2 separate regions of the Homo sapiens genome follow, and region 2 is linked to region 1. Evidence: read pairs that join two places in POLR2A ChIA-PET (ENCODE). Cell type or tissue: MCF 10A. All regions are shown on one strand. Links, peaks and the distances in the headings refer to the core of each region. The heading gives the core; the rest is flanking DNA.

The links. ChIA-PET counts read pairs that join two places held together with the same protein. Peaks named below come from ENCODE experiments on the same cell type or tissue, not always from the same donor. Only the 100,000 strongest peaks of a DNase experiment are listed, where the experiment ranks them.
Region 2: POLR2A ChIA-PET joins it to region 1 with 5 read pairs; 2 of 35 experiments call an interaction of 5 or more read pairs at or near these places.

The regions. Positions count from the first base shown.
Region 1 is chr5:19,320,525-19,324,935 of GRCh38, reverse strand. No RefSeq gene overlaps it. Among named protein-coding and RNA genes, the nearest start is that of LINC02100, 580 kb to the right of the region's middle. In MCF 10A, for the core only: no CTCF peak of the experiment used is centred there; a DNase peak (open chromatin) is centred at 1,995.
Region 2 is chr5:19,414,765-19,419,175 of GRCh38, reverse strand. No RefSeq gene overlaps it. Among named protein-coding and RNA genes, the nearest start is that of CDH18, 570 kb to the left of the region's middle. In MCF 10A, for the core only: no CTCF peak of the experiment used is centred there; no DNase peak of the experiment used is centred there.

The DNA of each region.
Region 1 (4,411 bases), core at 117-4,116:
ATTTTTAGTAGAGACGGGGTTTCACCATGTTGGTCAGGCTGGTCTCCAACTCCTGACCTCAAATGATCCACAGGCGCCTGCCTCCCAAAGTGCTGGGATTACAGGCAAGAGCCACCTCATCCAGCCAATAACAACATATTTGAAAACACTTTCATATCCATTATCTTTAATTATCTTAAATTATCTTTAATTATTTCATTTAGCAGATTGTCCCTGAATATTTAATATATAATCTGCACCAAGTATAACGATAAATTTGGCAGAGATCTAGCTTTTATGAAACTCTGAAACCAGTGGCAAAAATATTTAAAATAACTGTTTAATATAATACAATGTTATAATCCAATATAATTTGTGGCTCAATCTATACCACACAAAAATGATCAGAAAATGATTTTTGGAGAAGAAAACAGTTTAGTCCTCAGAGATGACTACATATTAGTAGCTTAGGGATTGACATATTGATATTACAAAGATAAATAATATTGATCCAATAGTTTACTTGAAATTTGGCAAGAGAGCAGATTTTAAGTGTTCTCACCGCACACACACAAAAAACGGTCACTATGGGTAGTGATGGATGTGTTAACTTGACTGAGGTAATCAGTATACCACATACACTTTTTAAATCATCACGTTGTCCACCTTGAATACATACAATTTATTTGATTTTTAATTGAAAAATAAAATTGCATATATTGATGGTGTACAACATGGTGCTTTGTTCTATTTGTACATTGTAGAATGAGTAAATCCAGCTAATTAGCATATATATTGCCGAACATATTTATTTATTTTTGGTAAGACAACTTAAAATCTACTCTCTTAGCAATTTTCAAGTACACAATATATTGTTATTAACTGTAGTCACTGTGATGCCTAAAATAATTATTTTAAAAAGTCTTGGAAATGAGAAAGATTACTCAAACAAAGCAGTTTGGGACAACTGAAGTTAAAGTAAGGGGAAAAGATAATACTAGAAAAGAAAGAAGGAAATAGAGCATCGAGAGTGTTGCATGTTCTGACAAAGTGCTTGGACCTGACTCTTCGGACAACTGGGAACTGCAAAGCTTTTCGCTTCATCCAAATAAAAAATTTTACTGGATCTTGCCCCTCAGATAATTTTTCAGTCCTATCTCATATCCTTTCATGGGAAAAGACAGGCAATGATTTCAGTCTCATAAGGCCTTCCATTTCTGAAATCTATTTTCTTCCTTTTTTTTTCTCAAAAACTAGCCAATTCTTGTATGTGCTCACCTTGTAATACCCAATAATACTAGACACTATTATTTCCATTTTTTTAAAAATCACCGCTATCTAGGGGCTTTAGTTTTACCAGTTTTTTTTTTTGTATTTTAAAGTTTCTAACATGAATCTCCAGTTTTTCAAACTCCAATTTCATTTTTCTGTCTCTTATCTCCAATCTCCCATACGCTATATTATATGTTTTAGGGTTTGGTATATGAATGAACCCAATTATATGTTGATAAATATTCAACAAATAGCTATCTAAAAAATCAAAAAGCATTTGATTGTTTCTTTGGTATAAATATTCCCACCATGGGTGATTTGGTGCTGCCAGTTTTCTGTCTATGAATGAAGAGCTGGGGTTTCCAGAACCGGCAACACAAAGCCCAATCAAAGACACTACTTTCTGTATGAGTTAAGGTAATGATAACAAAAGTTTCGATTCCTCATCCTGATTATATTGGTAGATTGAAAATGGTCCTACTTTTTTCATGCCCTTTAAAATATAACTTGACTATAACTTTGTTCTTTCTCCCATGAAAAGGGAGTTTATTTCTCAGTTTCTTGAATTTGAACTGTCCCTGTGATTTGCTTAGCCCTCTGGAAGTTACTCTGTGTTGTAGAAGTTACTCTGTGTCAGTTCTGGTTCTGAGCCTAGGTCTCAAGAGTCTTTGCATGCTTCCATCCTCTATTTTACTCCTCTGCCTTCACCTTGAGAGCAAGCCCAGACAGGCCAGATGAGAGATGTTAGAGACAGGAGAAGAGCTGAGTCATCAGCTAAGAATAAGCAGGAACAGCCAGTTTCCAGCAAGGTCACCACCCAGAAGCCATAGCAAGCCCTGCTGGGTCCAGCCACACTCGACTCACGTGAACACAACCACACAACCATTCCACAAATGATTGAAAATTACTAATAGTGATTGTTCTAAACCAATAAATTCAAAAGTGGTATTTTATGCAGGAATTGTTCCAGTATAAATTGCCACCAATTCCAACTATGATATTCATAAATCACACTACATTGATCCCAATCTGAAGTTTAAACCTTTTCTCACTTGCTTTGTCTGCACACTCATGCACACACACACACACAAACACACACACATAACTGTTATGTAGCAAACAAAATAACTTGCACTATGTCTCTATTCAGTGGTTGAAAAAGAATACATTTTAGGGAATTTTTGAGGAAAGTCAGAAAACAATGATCAGACTAACATCTTATGAGGTACCTGCATTCTTATAACTTTCCATAATTTAATTAGCTTGATTTAATTATTTCTTCAAAGAGTTTTTTTTAAGATTTCTGATGTGTCACTTTTTTGGTTATTAAAAGTTTATAGAAGCTTTGTTTTTAGGATTCATTTTGGAATAAAGTGTTTTATTATTAATACTTTCACTGACAAGTGCATGAAAAGTTTAATTTCTTTTGATAAATTGTAACTCTGAATTGGATTTTCAGAGTTGTCACAGTAGTAACATAAATTGAGATGTTTAATATTGTTTCTTGGCCAGGCCTGGTGGCTCACGCCTGTAATCCCAGCACTTTGGGAGGCCGAGGTGGGCGGATGACGAGGTCAGGAGATCGAAACCATCCTGGCTAACACGGTGAAACCCCATCTTTACCAAAAAATAGAAAAAATTAGCCGGGCGTGGTGGCAGGCGCCTGTAGTCCCAGCTACTCGGCAGGCTGAGACAGGATAATGGCTTGAACCCAGGAGGGGGAGATTGCATTGAGCCGAGATCGCACCACTGTACTCCAGCCTGGGCGACAGAGTGAGACTCTGTCTCAAAAATAAATAAATAAATAAATAAAATAAAATAATAATAATATTGTTTCTTTTAATTTTCTGCTTGTATAGATTCTATAAAATTATATAGCCACAAGTGATACAGTGATATTCACTAACATCAGCTGTGATTAAGGTTATTGTTCATGTCAACCTAAAAGGAAGAAGCTGAAGCAAAATTAATATAAAGAGTTTATTTGGGCCAAGGTTGAGGACTGCAGCCTGGTTGCCTTGGAGAATGTTCCAAAGAAAAAGGAAGAAGATAGAGTTTTTAAGTAAAAAAAAAAAAAAAAGAATCAGGAGGGGCGATTACAAAAGCAAAAGTTGTTTTTCAGGAATATCCGCTGGTTTACAAAAATAACATTGGCTAGTGATTGACTATACATTGCTGAACTCTATGGTGTACGGCATTTTATGGCTTCTTGATACTAGTTTGTCTAGAGAGCCTGGATAGCAAGTGCCTTCAAGAGGTAATTATTTAGCTCAAAGGGGAGTGAGACATGACTGCTGTTACATTTTAAATGCCTTTCTGGGCCTGACAATTTAAAGCAGCTCACATTCCTCAGATAAAAAATTGTGGTCTTTTTTCTTTCTCATTAATTTAAACGATATTTATTGAGCACTTACCATATTTAAGACATTACATTCACCTGATGCTAGAGATGAAGTGGTAAGCAGATTTGTTTCCTGTTTTTGCAAAGATTAATGATGACTAAGAACTAAACACACACAATAATCAAATATTCATTCTAAAAAATAGTTTTAAAAATTGGAATATAAAAGCTATAGGGAAAATTTGTGCTCCAATTCGAAACTATGTATTGTTTAAAGCACATTCTTAGTTGTCTGATTCTGTTTCTGTGAGGGCTCTGGGCTTTCATTGCCTTTGAGCTATTTTACGATTCCGTAAATTGGAGATGACTGATAGCAAAGACTATAATTCTGGTCTATAGATATGCAAATAAATTCTGTGCAGTGGAGAAATTATTCTTTTCTCCCCATGCCTCTGCTCCAGCTCCCGACCCTGATGAAAAAGCCAAGTTTGCAGCCAGCCATTTGCAAATTGATTTTAGTAAAGTCGAGCTACAAAAGTCTCTGCTTTTTTGACATGTGCTCATCTCATGTCTGCATAAGGTTTGTGAATTTAACTTTTTTGAAAGTGCCTTTTAACAAAGCAGATTTCAAAGTAGCTGGACTTACGCGGTTGTTGGTGGTGTCGGGGCAGTTAAGGCAGGATTCCCTGAGAATATGTTATTTTATCCAAAATATAAAGGTTTAGTAGGTGCTAATTAATGTCAGAGTGAAACAGCACTGGACACTTGTAAAAGACAGAAAGACAGGTTTTATTTTGAGTACTGCAGTGATGGAGAGAT
Region 2 (4,411 bases), core at 153-4,152, 94 kb before region 1:
ATCTTACTCAAACGGATGAACTGAATGTGAAAAAATTCTAATCAAAATTATAAATAGTTCATATTAATAATATTGAATTCCAAACCAGTTTCTCCACCAAAAAATATTGAATCTAACTAAATTTTTCAATAGACATGTTTTGAATTCCATACATTCAGACTACAGAGTACATTTGCTCCAGAATTACTTCTATTCTATTGATCCAGTAAGAAAATAATCAAGTCAGACATGGATTATAGGAGCCTAATTTAAAACCAAGAGATACAGCATGGTGTTGTCATTCCAAAATAACAAATCAGTTGGGATTTTTAGTTAGAAGGTGACAGGAATATTTCCAAGTGAATCAAATGGTAAATTTCTGACATATCCATTACCTGAACTCTTTCACTTAATACATCAATTTTTTGTGTATTAGAAATGATTGTGACTGATCCATGGAGATTTACTTTTATTAGATGTTTTAGTTGTGGGCTTTTTTATTTTTCTTCATGTAACAGGGCTTCTCTACTAGCAGATCCACTGGCTAAATATCCAGTAGTAGTCAGTCATTTTTGTAATTTGACGTGCCCCAGTGGATGTCCAGAAACTCACGTGGAAACAGTAATAAAATAAAGTTCAAGTTTCAAGACTTTGCCATGTTACAGCTAAGTTTCTGATCAAATGTATCTACTCTTCATCTTAGTCCTTATCTCTTCCTCACTGCCACAATGCCCTAATAAGCAGATCTTTGTAACAATAAGCTCATCTTTTGTTTTGGCTCTGTCCATTTATATGAGTCTTTTCTAATGCCATGATCCCCAACTTGTCTCTCTTTTGAGTTTGGTGCCCTTGGTTTTACTGATGCTGTTAACTGATCAATACATTAGTTTAACTGCTCTTGGTTTAAACATAAAACCTTTTTTTTCTTTTTTTGAGATAGAGTCTCACTCTGCCACCCAGACTGGAGGGCTGGAGTGCAATGGTGTGATCTCGGCTCACTGCAACCTCTGCCTCCCAGGTTCAAGCAATCCCCCTGCCTCAACCTCCCGAGTAGCTGAGACTACAGGCATATGCCACCATGCCTGGCTAATTTTTGTATGTTTAGTAGAGATGGGATTTAACCATGTTGGCCAGGCTGATCTTGAACTACTGACCTCAAATGGTCTGCCCCGCTGGGCTTCCCAAAGTACTGGGATTACAGGCATGAGCCACTGCACCAGGCGCAAAAAGTTGTTTTTAATTTCTCCTTCATTTCTAATAAGTAGTATTTTGTCTTAACAAATCTCAACAGTACAGGCAAAACTCACCATGTATGCTTTGATTCTGTTACTTTTCAGTGCTTCACAAAGCAGAAAAATATGTCAAACCATATATTAGAGAATAGGTTTTTTTCTCAGTTTAAAGCCACAGAGCCAGTTTAAAAGGCAGTGTTTTCTCTTAATATGCTTGTGGCAATGTTTTGCTTTTATTTGGAATTTAGGCACCATGAAAAGAAGTCAAGGTATTAGAATCATCTTATTAAAATGACTGCGTAGCATTCTTTGCCAAGCATTTATTTAGGATTTTAAAATGTATAAAGAGATCACTCATGGATTTTACTATGTGTATGCAACTGGAATTTAGTTAAGTTCTTGAGTGTCTAATTTGAGAGAAAATTCTCCCATTAACCTTTAAAATAGGTTTTTTTCTGATACTATAAATATATAATCCACTATGACAGAACATATTTTAAGGCAACATCTCCTTAAGGATATAGCTTACTTTCTTTTCCTATTCCAGGCATTGAAATCTTAAAAAAAGATAAATTAGTGTCTGCTTGGCATAGAATTTAGCATCTGGCTTCCAAAAAATATTTAATAATTGCTCAGTAAGTGTTTGTAGAATAGAAGAATGGAGGTGATTTTCAATGACAAGAAATAACTACTGCAATAATATCAGTAATTGTTGACGTGTATACACAGACAAAACAGTAATTATATCACACACAAAAAACAGATTAACTATATATCATTTATATATAAAGTTGGTTTAATTTTAATGTCCAAGCCCTCAGTAGAGGGACTTAGCAAAATTAATTGCCCAAGTGATATATATTGATTATGTACCTGTGTTTTTTTCTCCTAGTCATTTTGCACATGAATCAGGTTTTGTTGCAGCCTCTGTGGTTTATTTTTTTTAAGCACATATAATTAAAAAAATTTTTTTATTATACTTTAAGTTCTGGGATACATGTGCAGAAGATACAGGTTTGTTACATAGGTGTACACATGCCATGGTGGTTTGCTTCACCCATCAACCCGTCATCTACATTAGGTATTTCTCCTAATGCTATCCCTCCCCTAGCCTCTCACCCACCAACAGGCCCTGGTGTGTGATGTTCCCCTCTCTGCGTCCATGTGTTCTCATTGTTCAACTCCCACTTATGAGTGAGAACATGCGTTGTTTGGTTTTCTCTACTTGTGTTCGCTTGCTGAGAATGATGGTTTCCAGCTTTATCCATGTCCCTGCAAAGGACACAAACTAATCCTATTTTATGGCTGCATAGTATTCCATGGTGTATATGTGCCACATTTTCTTTATCTAGTCTATTATTAATGGGCATTTGGGTTGGTTCCAAGTCTTTGCTATTGTGAACAGTGCTGCAATAAACATACGTGTGCATGTGTCTTTATAGTAGAATGATTTATAATTCTTTGGGTATATACCCAGTAATGGGATTGCTGGGTCAAATGATATTTCTGGTTCTAGATCCTTGAGGAATCACCACACTGTCTTCTACAATGGCTGTGTTTTCGTCCAGTAGCAATCTCCATCAGCATGGCCACTTCTGTTTGATATTAGGGTTTCGATCTCAGTCCCTGAACATTTTAATCCCTATTTGTTTAAGTAACACATTTTATTAAGGCTTTCTCTAGTACATAACATACTGACATTTAAGACAGTTATGTTGTGTAAAATTCATGGCTCCTTTCTTCTGTGGGACAAAAAGCTACTACTTTTGTTGTGGCTGACCTTCACTTCCTTCACTCTCTGTTTTTGTTCAGTATTCTCTCTGAGCTCTCTAGTCTTGTAGAATACTTAATTCCTTCTTTTGCAAGAAAAGATACATTTCCTGGATGAGTGTGATCCGACTAAAAACAAGACAAGACAAGACAAAACAAACAGAAAACAAAACAAAAACACAGAGATAAACTTACCTTCTGCTTAGGTATCAGGCTTCACTTCCCCCAAGTCCCAATGTATGACTCCCACCCCCAAGTTCACAAATTTATTGTTTAGCCACGTCAAGCAGTCATTTGATAAGCCACAGTACCACTTGAACTTTGCATGTGTGTATACGTATAATGAGTTATATAAATAGTGAAATATCAATACAGGTGGAGTTTTATATAGAACTACTAATAAATAGGAATAACAGCATGCCTATATGAAGGTTGTTTATTTATTCCTGAGTGTATATTTTACTGCAGTATACTGCGTTGCACTGTAACTAGTAAGATTTAAAGTTTGAATAACAAGTGTATTGACATTTGAAGCCTTTTGATACAGTGTTCCCCAGTCTCCTCTCCTCAGCATCTGTATCATCCATAAAAGACTTTTACTGAAAAAAAGGATGGTGGGAATAGGGACTGCATCCAAGCACCTCTGACATACTCCCTGATTGAAACCTCTCTGGTAAGAATGGCTTCACTTCAGTTTTGAACTTGTTGAGCCTTTCTTGAAGAAAGAACTAACCTCGTTTTTCATCACCACGCTTTTCCTCAAGCAATTCTTCAAGCCACAGGCAGAGTCCAACAGACCTCTCATATTTTGAAACAATTTGTTTCAAGCAGACTTTTCCATTTCATCTGATATTACATATCCCTGCTTTCCTTTAGTTACAGGATTTCCCCAAACTTCCAACTATTCAGTAAGCTACTGAGCTCACTGGGCAACGTGAGAGTTCCCATCAAATGTTGGCTTTGTTCTGCAAAAAGGATGGAAAGTGAATCATTGTTTGAAACTATATTATGTGACCTTGTGGAAGTCAAAGTTTATCTTTATATTAAATGCTGCTTTTTCTAAGAAGAGTGCTGCTTTGAGTAGCTGATCTTCCACTCACCAGGGTGACTTAGTAGTCGTTGTTAAGTAGTTCTGAACTTCAATTTTCTCATCTGGAAAATGGAATGACTGGTCAACTGCAGTTGGTGTAAGTACATACGTAATATATCTGAGACTATTCTTTTGATGAGCCATGAAGAGTAAAGAACACACCTAAAGTCGTAACTGAACATTCCTTCTGTGTTCTTGGCTTATGTAACCAATACTAGGCATAGGGGAAAAGGAGAAATACACAGGAGGCAATGATTCTGCCTGTCTGTTCCCTTCTCCTTGTCTTTTTATGGGTTTTTTTTTTTTCTGTGTAAGATCTTGTTATTTTATTCATATTTCC